Regions from separate parts of the Homo sapiens genome. Here region 2 is linked to region 1. The links are chromatin contacts, found by Hi-C or POLR2A ChIA-PET in ENCODE. All regions are on one chromosome and are shown on one strand. The core of a region is the stretch at or near the end of the contact, and the rest is flanking DNA. Distances in the headings are between cores, read along the strand shown.

Region 1 (6,339 bases), core at 1,506-4,005:
TATCATAGATACATATGTACAGGAAAAAAACAGTATATATAGCGTTGACTACTATCCACAGTTTCAGGCACCAATGGGGGTCGTGGAACATATCCTCTGCTGATGAGCGGGGCTACTATACCCCCATTCACAGACGAAGTGATCCTAAAGATAGAAAATCCCAAATAATCCATGAAGAAAACATATTAGAATTAATAAATGAATTCAGCAAAGTTGCAGGGTGTAAGATCAACACTCACAAATCAGCTGTGTTTCTACATACCAGCAATAAAAAAAAAACCCTAAAATGAAAGTAAGAAAAATAATTCCACTTTCAGTAGCATCCTAAAGAATAAAATACCCATACCTAGGAATAAACTTAACTAAGGAAGTGAAAGGTTTGTCCATTGAAAACTATAAAACATTACTGAAAGAAATTAAAGACCTAATTAAGGCCAGGCACAGTGGTTCATGCCTATAATCCCAGCACTTTGGGAAGCTGAGGTGGGCGGATCACAAGGTCAAGAGATCAAAACCATCCTGGCCAACATGGTGAAACCCTGTCTCCACTAAAAATACAAAAATTAGCTGGGCGTGGTGGCGCGTGCCTGTAGTCCCAGCTACTTGGGAGGCTGAAGCAAGAGAATTGCTTGAACCCGGGAGGCAGAGGTTGCAGTGAGCTGAGATTGCACCCCGGCACTCCAGCCTGGCAACGGAGCAAGAGAGACTCCATCTCAAAAAAAAAAAAAAAAAAAAAAGACCTAATTAATGAAAAGATATCCCATGTTTATGGATTAGAAGACTTAATACATTAAAACTTAATATGTTAAAATGGCACTATTATCTAAAATGATCTATAGTCAATGTAATCCCTATTTAAGTTTTTTTTTTTTTTTTTTTTTTTGGCGGCAGGTGGGGAGTGGGGTCTCGCTTTATCACCCAGGCTGGAGTGCAATCTAGCAGTGGTTCAATCATAGTTCACCATAGCCTCCAACTCCTGGACTCATGTGATCCTCCCAATGCAGCCTCCCATGTAGCTGGGACTACAGGTGTGCACCACCATACCCTGCTAATTTTTTAATGTTTTATAGAGATGGGGGTCTCGCTATGTTGCCCAGGCTGGTCTCCAACTCCTGGGCTCAAGTGATCCTCCCATTTTAGCCTCCCAAAGCACTGGAATTACAGGCCTAAGCCACCATGCCCAGCCCTTCTGTCAAAGTTCTAATTGCATTTTTGCAGATACTGAAAAGCTGATCCTCAAATTTATATGGAATTGCAAAAGGTCCTGAAGAGCCAAAACAATACTAAAAAAGAAGAACAATGTGGAAGGACTCATATTTTCCAATTTCAAAATTTACTACAGTATTCAAAACAGTGTGGTACTGACATAAGGTCAGACATATAGACCAGTGAAATAGAATCGTGGGCCCCAAACTAAACCCATATACGTATGGTTAACTGATTTTCAATAAGAATGCCAAGACCATTAAATAGGTAAAGAATAGTCTCTTTAACAAATAGTGCTAGGACGTCTGAATACCTACATGCAAAATGATGAAGTTGGACTCCTATCTCATACCATATATACACTCAAAATGGGTCAACAACTTAAATATAGCAGCTAAAAACTTTTAGAAGAAATCATAGGGGCCGGGTGTAGTGACTCACACCTGTAATTCTAGCACTTTGGGAGGCCAAGGCAGAAGGATCGCTTGAGCCCAGGTGTTCAAGACCAGCCTGGACAACACAGTAAGACCCTGTCTCAATAAAGAAAGAAAATCTTTAAAAAAATTTTTAAAAGAAAACACAGGGATAAATCTTTATGACTCTGGATTAGGCAACAGATTCTTAACTATGACACCAAAAGCATGTGTAACAAAAGAAAAACATAGGTAAACTGGAATTTCATCAAAATTTACAAATTGGCCGGGTGTGGCGGCTCAGGCCTGTAATCTCAGCACTTTGGGAAGCCTAGGCAGGAAGATCACTTGAGGTCAGGAATTTGAGACCAGCCTGGCCAACATGGTGAGACCCTGTCTCTATGAAAAATACAAAAAATTAGTCAGGCATGGTGATGTGTGCCTGTAGTCCCAGCTACTTGGGAGGCTGAGGTGGGAGACTCGCTTGAACCCGGGAGGTGGGGGTTGCAGTGAGCCGAGATCGTGCCATTGCACTCCTGCGTGGGTGACAGGGCGAGACTCTGTCTTTAAAAAAAAACAAAAAAACAAAACAAAACACTCATGTACATCAAAGGAAATTATCAAGAAAGTGAAAAGACAGTTTACTAAATGGGAGAAAGTATTTGCAAATGATATATTTAATAAGGATCTAGTATGCAGAATTTGTAAAGAACTCTTACAACTCAAAAACAAAAAGACAACACAATTGAAAAATGGGCAAAGGACCTGAATAGACATTTCTCCAAAGAAGATATACAAATGGCCAAAAAGCACATGAAAATATGCTCGCCTGGCATGGTGGCTCACACTTGTAATCCCAGCACTTTGGGGGGCCGAGGTGGGCAGATTGCTTGAGCCCAGGAGTTTGAGATGAGCCTGGGCAACAAGGCGAAACCCCATCTCTAACAAAAATACAAAAATTAGCCAGGCATGGTGACATGCACTTGTGGTCCCAGGTACTTGGGAGGCTGAGGTAGGTGGATCACTTGAGCCTGGGAGGTAAAGGTTCCCACGAGCCAAGATCATGCCATTGCGTTCTAGCCTGGGTGACAAAGTGAAACCCTGTCTCAAAAAATGGGAAATGAAAATGAAAAATGAAAATCAAAATCACAGTGAGGTACAACTTCATACTCCACTAGGATAGCTATAATAATTAACAGAAAGAAAAAAGACAGGAAAGTAACAAGTATTGGTGAGTATGTGGGGAAATTGGAAGCTTTATACATTGCTGTTGGGATGTAAAATGAAGCAGCTGCTATGAAAAGCAGTTTAGCAGTTCCTCAAAAAGTTAAACACAGAATTACCATACGACCCACACATTTCCAATTTTAACTATATCCCCCAAAGAAATGAAAACCAGTACTCAAATACATTTATACATATGTTCATACCAGTACTATTCACAATAACCAAAAGGCGGGCATAGCCCAAGTGTTCATCAACAGATGAATGGGTAAATTATTTGTGGTATATACAAACAATGGAATAGTAGTCAACACAAAAGGAATGAAGTACTGATGCATGCTACAACATGGATGAACTTAAAAAACATTATGTTAAGTGAATGAAGCCAGACACCCAAGGTCACATATTATACAATTTCATTTATATGAAATATCCAAAATAGGTAAACCTATACAGCCACAACATGGATGGTTGCCAGAAGTCAGGGGGAGAGAGAAACGGGGAGCCAAATGCTTAATGGGAAGAGGGTTCCCTTTTGGGGTGATAAAAGTGTTTTGGAACTAGATAGAAACAACGGTTGTACGACATTGTGAATGTACTAGAGCTGAATTATTCACTTCAAAATTATTAATTTTATGTAAGTTTTACCCCAAGTTAAAAAAAAATAAACCAAAAATAAACATATCCAGAATGTGACCACTTCTACCTCTACCATTATTACCTGCTGTAAGCCACCAGCAATTCTCTCCTGCCTGTATTACTATAATATGTGTCTGGCACATAGTGCGCAGTCAATTAATACTTGTTGAACAAAGTAAACATAAGCCTTCAGCCACCAGCCTTACCATATTATATTCATGAAAACATGTGTCAAACGCCATAGTATCATTCAGTTCCTGGCCTCAAACATGGGCTGTGTTAACCCTTAGTTCTAAGAGCAACTGTGAAATCCACCATAATAAATTGCAATCTGAAAATCCTTTTCAGTAAACTTAAGAAACAGAATCCCAGCACTTTGGGAGGATGAGATGGGTGGATCACCTCAGGTCAGGAGTTTGAGACCAGCCTGGCTAATGTGGCGAAACCTTGTCTCTACTAAAAATACAAAAATTAGCTGGGCCTGGTAGCATGCGCCTGTAGTCCTAGCTACTCGGGAGGCTGAGGTGGGAGAATCACTTGAACATGGAGGCAGAGGTTGCAATGAGTGAGATCATGCCACTGCACTCCAGCCTGGGAGACAGAGTGAGACTCTGTCCCAAAAAAAAAAAAAAAAAAAAACTGACCCATATATAATCATTTAATGTACACATTAAATGAGAAAAATATAATTTAAAACATTCTCAATCTACGGTTTTGACCTATTTGCATCTAATGTCAGTGTTATTACTGTTTCTCTTTTGAACTCTTAAGTTACAAAGAATCAGTTTAGCAACTGAACTCACCATATACACATTATAATTAAAAATATATTTTATATCAAAAACCACAGTAAGGGAAGTGCTATTTGCTACCATACTAGTCGATATAATCTTACGTTAAAAAAACAGGATCTGTGTTCCAGTTCCTATTAAGGAAAGAATCTGTGAAGAAAGAGTAGGGCTACATGTTATAGCTTGTAACACGTCAGAGCTACAGGCAGGCCCCAGCATTCCAGATCATGAGGAAGAAATTCCTGATTGCCTCTCCAGAAACCAATAAATATAGACGTCCAGGCAGTTTCCAAGTCATTAGTACTTCTTCATTATCTACTGATTTTTTTTTTTTTTTTTGAGATGGAGTTTCTCTCTTGTTGCCCAGGCTGGAGTGCAATGGCGCGATCTCGGCTCACCGCAACCTCCGCCTCCCGGGTTCAAGCAATTCTCCTGCTGGTCAGGCTGGTCTTGAACTGCCAACCTCATGTGATCCACCTATCTCGGCCTCCCAAAGTGCTGGGATTACAGGCATGAGCCACTGCACCAAGCCCTTATTAAGTATTTTTTTATGTCTTGGATAATCCACCCTCATCTGCTTCGAGGCTCCAGAAAACTTCTCCAGTGTCTTGTGTGGATTCTGTGCAGATTTTTTTTTTAAATCCCTATTCAAACCTCCAGGGTTGAGAACAAATCTAGTCTGTGGTGACAATAGTTGTATAGCTGCCTCGGCACTCAGGAAAAAGTGAGTGTGGTAGGCTCATTAAGTACAATAATTTTCAAAATGCAAAACGCATTACAATGGCAAACTCAAATTCTGTCTTTCCCACATTAGTAAATTTAGCAATTCTGTAAGAGCTTAGTTTCTATTTTATAAAAAGTCAGAACTAGGGGGACTATCTCTTCCCCCATTCCTCAGTCACAGCAATCTAACTGACCTTTCTCTTGTTTCTGATACATATTTGTGGTATCGTCCTCCACTCTCTCCACTTCTTTTCTATTCCTACCTAACCCAATCTTTCTTTTTTTCTTGGTACTCACTGGCTATAGCAGCAATCCTTTTTTTTTTTTTTTTTTTTTTGAGATGGAGTTTCCCTCTTGTCTCCCAGGCTGGAGTGCAATGCCCCATCTCGGTTTACTGCAACCTCCGCCTCCTGGGTTCAAATGATTCTCCTGCCTCAGCCTCCCAAGTAGCTGGGATTACAGGTGCCCACCACCATGCCCAGCTATTTTTTTTTTTTTTGTATTTTTAGTAGAGATGGGGTTTTGCCATATTGGCCAGGCTTGTCTCGAACTCCTAACCTCAGATGATCTGCTAGCCTCGGCCTCTCAAAGTGCTGGGATTACAGGCATGAGCCACTGTGCCCAGCCAGCAATCCTTTATTTCTGACCGTTAATTTGGCTAGACTTTTTTAAGCCAAAATTCAATTCTAGGCAGACATTAGGAGAAATAAATATGAATTTATTATTTACTGAGAGGTTAGTAATTTTTATTTGACATACAATTTACTACATACCAGGTGCTATTCTAAGAGCTTTTACAAATATTAACCCATGTAATCATCAGAACAACCATATGGCGTAGCTATTCTAATTCACCTCATTTTATAGATGAAACTGCGGCACAGCAGGGTCAAATTTTTGCCCTAAGTCAACCAGCTATCAGGTTATGGATCTGTGATTCAAGCACAGGAAGTCTGATTCCTGAGTCTGAGCTCTTAACTACTACACTATGCTGCCCTTCATATATAAAGTTGTTCAAAGTGTGTTGTTTAATTTCTTTTATCCTTAGGATCAAGTAGAATATCACTCAAATATATTTTAAGTTTTTCTTAGAATGAAGGCTAAATAAAAATTTCATCTAATTAGAGGTAGAAGAGAGCTTAAAGATACTAATTCTGGCTGGGCGTGGTGGGTCACACCTATAATCCCAGTACTTTGGGAGGCCAAGGTGGGTGGATCACCTGAGGTCAGGAGTTCGTGACGAGCTTGGCCAACATAGTGAAACTCCGTCTCTACTAGAAACACAAAATTAGCCGGGTGTGGTGGTGGGGGCCTGTAATCCCAGCTACTCGGGAGGCTGAGGC
Region 2 (6,339 bases), core at 2,534-5,033, 40 kb after region 1:
TAGGCAGGATGGTCTCAATCTCTTGACCTCGTGGTCCACCCGCCTTGGCCTCCCAAAGTGCTGGGATTATAGGCGTGAGCCACCACGCCTCGCCCTTATAATTTTATAAAAATAGACAGGGTCTCACTATGCTGCCCAGGCTGGTCTCAAACCCTTGGGTTCAAGTGATACACCCGCCTTGGCCTCCCAAAGTGCTGGGATTATAGGCGTAAGCCACCACGCCTGGCCCTTATAATTTTATAAAAATAGACAGGGTCTCACTATGCTGCCCAGGCTGGTCTCAAACCCTTGGGTTCAAGTGATACACCCACCTTGGCCTCCCAAAGTGCTGGGATTGCAGGCATGAGTCACCAAGCTTGGCCAACTCCCGAGAACTCTTAAGAGTACCTGTTCGATATTTTCTATTCACTTGTAACCATTATTTTAGGAAATTCCATCTTCTGCCTTACAGCAAACAACATTCAACTGACTTCTGAGTCCTGAACTATCACATTATATTTAGTTTAGATATAATAAACATATGACATATGTTACACAAAATGTTATGTGAGGCCAAAAAGGAAATTGTTTTCCATTCATTTTAATGAAAAGAACAAATATTGGCCGGGCGTGGTGACTCACACCTGTAATCCCAGCACTTTGGGAGGCTGAGGAGGGCGGATCACAAGGTCAAGAGATCAAGACCATCCTGGCTAACACGGTGAAACCCCATCTCTACTAAAAATACAAAAAAAATTAGCCGGGCATGGTGGCGGGTGCCTATAGTCCCAGCTACTTGGGAGGCTGAGGCAGGAGAATGGCGTGAACCGGGGAGGCAGAGCTTGCAGTGAGCCGAGATTGCACCACTGCACTCCAGCCTGGGTGACAGAGAGACTCCGTCTCAAAAAAAAAAAAAAAAAAAAAAAGAACAAATATTGAATGCTTACCAAATGCAAGGTGTTAGGGTAAGGGCTAGAGAAGACACAGAGAGGAATAAGACACTGTCTTGCCCTCAAGAAGCTCATAATCAGAAGGGCAGATTAAAAATACATACGGCATACTGTAATGAAAAACAATTGTGTTAAAACTTTAAGGGAATGGGCCAGGTGCAGTGGCTCATGCCTGTAATTCCAGCATTTTGGGAGGCTGAGGTGGGAGGATCGCTTGAGCCCAGGAGTTTGAGACCAGCCTGAACAACATAGTGAGACCCTGTCTCAAAAAAAGAAAAAAAAAAAAAAGAGAGAGAGAAAGAAAAAAGCTTTAATGGAAGTACAGCCACAGTATCAGAATAATAATAGAATAATCAAAGAGATTATTTCCCAAACAGGGAAGAAATAGCATTTGTGTTGAATAGAAATTCAAAGGGGTAAATTTGGGGTGTTTTTATTGTTGTTGTTGTTTTTTGAGACAGAGTCTCACTCTGTCGCCGAGGCTGGAATGCAGTGGCACGATCTCGGCTCACTGCAACCTTCGCCTCCTGGGTTCAAGCAATTATCTTGCCTCAGCCTCCCTGTTAGCTGAGATTACAGGCACTCACCACCAAGCCCAGCTAATTTTTGTATTTCAGTAGAAACGGGGTTTCACCATGTTGGCCAGGCTGGTCTCGAACTCCTGATCTCAAGCAAACTACCCGCCTCCACCTCCCAAAGTGCTGGGATTAAAGGCATGAGCTACGGTGCCTGGCCCAGAGGGGGAAATTTTGGAAGCAAACCATTCAAGACACAGAAAAGGAGAATGAGCGAACATAGTGTTGAAGTCGTTAGAATCATTATGGGATCACTTGTCTTAAAAAACAAAACAGGCCAGGCGCGGTGGCTTAGCCTGGCCAACAGGGCAAAACCCCATCTCTACTAAAAATACAAAAATTAGCCGGGTATAGTGGCACATGCCTGTGATCCCAGCTACTTAAGAGGCTGAGGCAGGAGAATCACTTGAACCCAGGAGACAGAGGTTGCAGTGAGCTGAGATTATGCCATTGCACTCCAGCCTGGGCGACAGAGTGAGACTCTGTCTCAAAATAAAATAAATCAAAACAAAACAGCCAGGCATGATGGCTCATGCCTGTAATCCCAGCATTTTGCGGAGCCGAGGCAAATGGATGGCTTGAGCTCAGGAGTTCGAGACCAGTCTGGGCAACATGGTGAAACCCCATCTCTACCAAAATACAAAAAAATTAGCCAGACATGGTGGTGAGCATCTGTGGTCTCAGTTACTCAAGAGGCTGAGATGGGAGAATTGCTTGAGCTCAGGAGGCAGAGGTTGCAGGGAGGCGAGATCACACCACTACGCTCCAGCCTGGGTGACAGAGTGGCACCCCATCTCAAAATAAAATAAATTTAAAAAATTAAGAACAAAAACCTTTTCCAAGCACAGCTGTGTTAAAAACAAAACAAAACAAACAAACAAACAAAAAGTTTGTCTTCCTTTACCTCCTTGAATATGCATCATTTACTATGGCACATTGCAATGTCCTATTCCCAAATAAATATAATTTTTGTTTAGAGAGCCTCTGTTAATTAGGGTAACAATGGTGAGACTAGAAATAGCTAGGTAGGTTTGTAGGTTTTTAAAACAGCTGAAAGTGTTCATTAGAGAATGAAGAGATGAGGTTAAACCTCACTGTGGAAAAATTTAAAATCGATGCTACAAAATTGTACTTTATTCTTTGGCAACAGAGAGCTACAAAAAGGAACAAAAAGAGGACAAAAGAATGCTGGGATTGGAATAGTAATCTTTAGGAAGACTAATTTGCTAGTAATAAGAAAAATTAGGCCAGGTGCGGTGGCTCACCCCTGTAATCCCAACACTTTGGGAGGCCGAGGAGGGAGGATCACCTGAGGTTAGGAGTTCCAGACCAGCCTGGCCAATATGGTGAAACCCCATCTCTACTAAAAATACAAAAATTAGCCAGGCGTGGTGGCAGACGTCTGTAATCTCAGCTACTTGGGAGGCTGAGGCAGGAGAATTGCTTGAACTCAGTAGGTGAAGGTTGCAGTGAGCCGAGATCGCACCATTGCACTGTAGCCTGAGCAACAAGAAAAAAAAAGAAAGAAAGAGAAGAGAGAGAGGAGAGAGAAGAGAGAGAGAAAGAAAAAGAGAGAAAGAAAGAAAGAGAGAGGAAGGAAGGAAGGAAGGAGGGAGGGAGGAAGGGAGGAAGGAAGGAGAAATTAACTAAGATGGGAGCTGAGGAATCTAGATAGTAATGTAATGGGGAAAGATGAGGTTATTAAGGTCCTGAACAAGAGGAGTGGCAAGGGATAGGAGAGGCAGAGGTAGGGTATTCAGAAAATATCTCCTGTTAGAATAAAATAATATAAAATCAATTTTTAGAATTCTACATACAAAGATAGACTATGCCAACTAAAAACCAAATCCAACAGAATTATTATGGTGGGGAGAGGACTGCTGCAGTCCTCCCTCAGTATCCATGGGGGATTGGTTCCAGTACCCCCTCCCAACTGCCCTCATACCTTGTAATCGCCCACTGCACAGACAAAATCAATTCACTGAGACTGCAGCAGTGCAGTAGAGAAAGAATATAATTGACACAAGGCTGACCCATATGGGAAAAAACTGGAGTTACCACTCAAATCAGTCAGTCTCTCAGAAGGCTCAGAGGCTGTGGTTTTTATGGACAATTTGGTGGGCAGTGGGGGCTAGGGAATGGGTGCTGCTGACTTGTTGTGGATGAAATCATAGGTGTAAGGAACACTGTCCTCATGCACTGAGTCCACCTCTGGATAGGGCCACAGGAGCAGTTGAGTCATGAGTCACAAGTACAGGTGGGGTCCGTCTGAAAAACATCTAAAAATAAAACCAATCTGAGGTTCTACAGTAGTGATGTTATCTATAGGAGCAATTGGGGAAGTCACAAATCTTGTGACCTCTGGCCACGTGACTCCTGAGCAGCAGGGGGTTGGAAACTACGCCTACATTTTAGCAGAGTTCAAGCATAGCAGAGTTCAAGCCCCTCCCATGATCCTATTCTTGTGGCCTTTCATTAGTCTTACAAAGGTAGGTTTTGGTCCCTGAGCAAGGAGGGCGTTAGTTTTAGGGGAAGGATTACTACTGTCCTTGCTTTCAAGTTAAAGTATAAACCAAATTCTTCTCGAAGTTAGCTTGGCCCATGTCCAGGAGGCGACCTTGGTGTCAGAAGCAAGATTGAGTCGACTATGTCAGATTTCTCTTACTGTCATAGTTTTGAAAAAGTTGGTTTCACACTAAAAGCTGCAGATGCTGAAGTCTGTGATATAAAATGGTGTAGTATTCACATATAACTTACACACATCCTCATGTACTTTAAACCATTGCTCGTTTACTATAATGCCGAATACAATGGAAATGCTATGAAAATAGCTGTTAGTTTTTTGTTTGTTTGCTTGTTTATTTGTTTTTGAGATGGAGTCTTGCTTTTTTGCCCAGGCTGGAGGGCAGTGGCATGGTCTTGGCTCACTGCAACCTCCACCTCCTGGGTTCAAGTGATTCTCCTGCCTCAGCCTCCTGAGTAGCTGGGATTACAGGCGTGCCACCACACCCAGCTAATTTTTTTGTATTTTTAGTTAGAGACGGGGTTTCACCATGTTGGCCAGGCTGGTCTCAAACTCCTGACCTCAGGTGATCTGCCCACCTCAGTCTCCCAAAGGGCTGGGATTACAGATGTGAGCCACTGCACCCGGGCTTGGTTTTTAAATTTGCATTATTTTTATCGCTGCATTGTTATTTTGTATTTTTTAAACATTTCTGATCCGTGTTTGGTTCAATCCCCGAATGCAGAACTCGCGGATACAAAGGGCCAACAGCATTGCAATAGAAACATGTGACCTTAAGACAGGTAAGTTTTCAAAAGTTAGGCAAAAAGGGTTTTTCTTTTAGAGAAAGAACTAGGCTAGAAAGAACCAGGTATGGGAAGGTGGGATAAAGGGTGGACTGATGGGAGAGTAGGTCAGATAATGCTTTACCCTGAAGGCCTCCTATCCTCAGCGAGTGCCTTTAAGGAGTGGCTTTCTGCTGGTCAGGGTCCTGGGGGAAGGAAAAAAAGAACCTTAACCAAAGTGTGGTTAAAAAACCTTTTTTTTTTTTTTTTTTTTTTTTGAGCCGGAGTCTTGCAATGTTGCTCATGCTGGAGTGCAGTGGCACAATCTTGGCTCACTGCAGCCTCCACCTCCCAGGTTCAAGTGATTCTCCTGTCTCAGCCTCCAGAGTAGCTGAGATTACAGGCGTGCCATCATGCCTGGCTAATTTTTGTATTTTTAGGAGAGACGGGGGGGTTCACCATGTTGGCCAGGCTGAAATAAACACTTTTTGTTTCTGTTGATACAGTGAGGACAAAACATTTCAGCTAGTTATTTGTGAGGAGAGGAATGGAGATTTGGACAGCCTGTGTCTGGCACTGTCATAGCTAAACAAGGTAGGCATCCCTGAGTCTTATCTAACTCATATGGGGGAGTAGCTATTTTTTTAGAACACAAAAAGATGAAGGGATTTCCTAACCTTCAGGTTAAGTTCAACATTATCAAATAAAATGGCATTATTTTCTACTCAGATTCCCATTAAGGAATAAAAGTGTTAGTATTCTTTGGGTGTCAATGGCAACACTATTTGAGTTTCATTTCAACACCCAGGTGTCATCATTCACTCTGACACACCCACATTCAGTGATAGGACAAGGACTCTAGTATTTTTACGTTTATGGAACAGAAGTGGTTGCCATATGCTAAAATTGTTGCTGAAAAGTATACCGCAAGTAGAAGAACTTAGGTTATGCAAACGGAAGATATGCTTCAAATCAGCAGTTTGAAAACTGTAGTTTTAATGTTACTAACTTAGGATAACAAGGGGAAGCAACCTTAGAGGTTTCTCAACTTAAGACTAGAAAAAGATGTTATTTTTTTCTTCTTCTTCTTTTTTTTGTTTTTTTTTTTTTTTTGAGACAGAGTCTCAGCTGCAGCCATGAGCTCTTGGGCCCAAGTAATCCTCCTACCTCAGCCTCCCAAGTAATTGGAACCACAGGTGTGCACCACTGATGCAGGAGTTAAAAAGGAATTATTTAGGCAGATAATGGGGGTAAGGAAGTCCTCCGTAAGGTTTTCCTTTTAATGAAAAGCAGCCCTGCCGGGCGCGGTGGCTCACACTTGTAATCCCAGCACTCTGGGAGGCCGAGGCGGGCGGATCATCTGAGGTCGGGGGTTTGAGACCAGCCTGACCAATGTGGAGAAAACCCGTCTCTACTAAAAATACAAAAACTTGGCCAGGCTTGGTGGCACATGCCTGTAATCCCAGCTACTCCGGAGGCTGAGGTAGGAGAATCGCTTGAACCCGGGAGGCTGAGGTTGAAGTGAGACGAGATTGCACCACTGCACT

The links. A loop is a pair of places that touch in the nucleus more often than their neighbours do. ChIA-PET counts read pairs that join two places held with the same protein, here RNA polymerase II (POLR2A). Pooled maps may share reads with other maps.
Region 2: a loop to region 1 is called in a map with no recorded cell type, with 6 times the contacts of the local background. The contact joins two enhancer-like sites. A Hi-C loop is called at or near these places in 7 of 37 single-sample maps with no recorded cell type and 4 of 50 pooled maps. POLR2A ChIA-PET finds 5 or more read pairs at or near these places in 10 of 52 experiments (AG04450, B cell, CD4-positive, alpha-beta T cell and 7 more).

Annotation. Positions count from the first base shown.
Region 1 is chr14:63,702,941-63,709,279 of GRCh38, forward strand. All of the region lies in intron 1 of SGPP1 (sphingosine-1-phosphate phosphatase 1), which reads right to left. Among named protein-coding and RNA genes, the nearest start is that of SGPP1, 22 kb to the right of the region's middle. RefSeq lists an enhancer at 2,707-2,836. Within about 2 kb of position 2,756, at least 2 of the 41 ENCODE cell types and tissues checked have a DNase peak (open chromatin) inside an H3K27ac peak, as active enhancers do; they include B cell and GM12878, where a contact is called at or near this core.
Region 2 is chr14:63,742,373-63,748,711 of GRCh38, forward strand. No RefSeq gene overlaps it. Among named protein-coding and RNA genes, the nearest start is that of SGPP1, 17 kb to the left of the region's middle. RefSeq lists an enhancer at 3,710-4,139. Within about 2 kb of position 3,784, at least 4 of the 41 ENCODE cell types and tissues checked have a DNase peak (open chromatin) inside an H3K27ac peak, as active enhancers do; they include B cell and GM12878, where a contact is called at or near this core.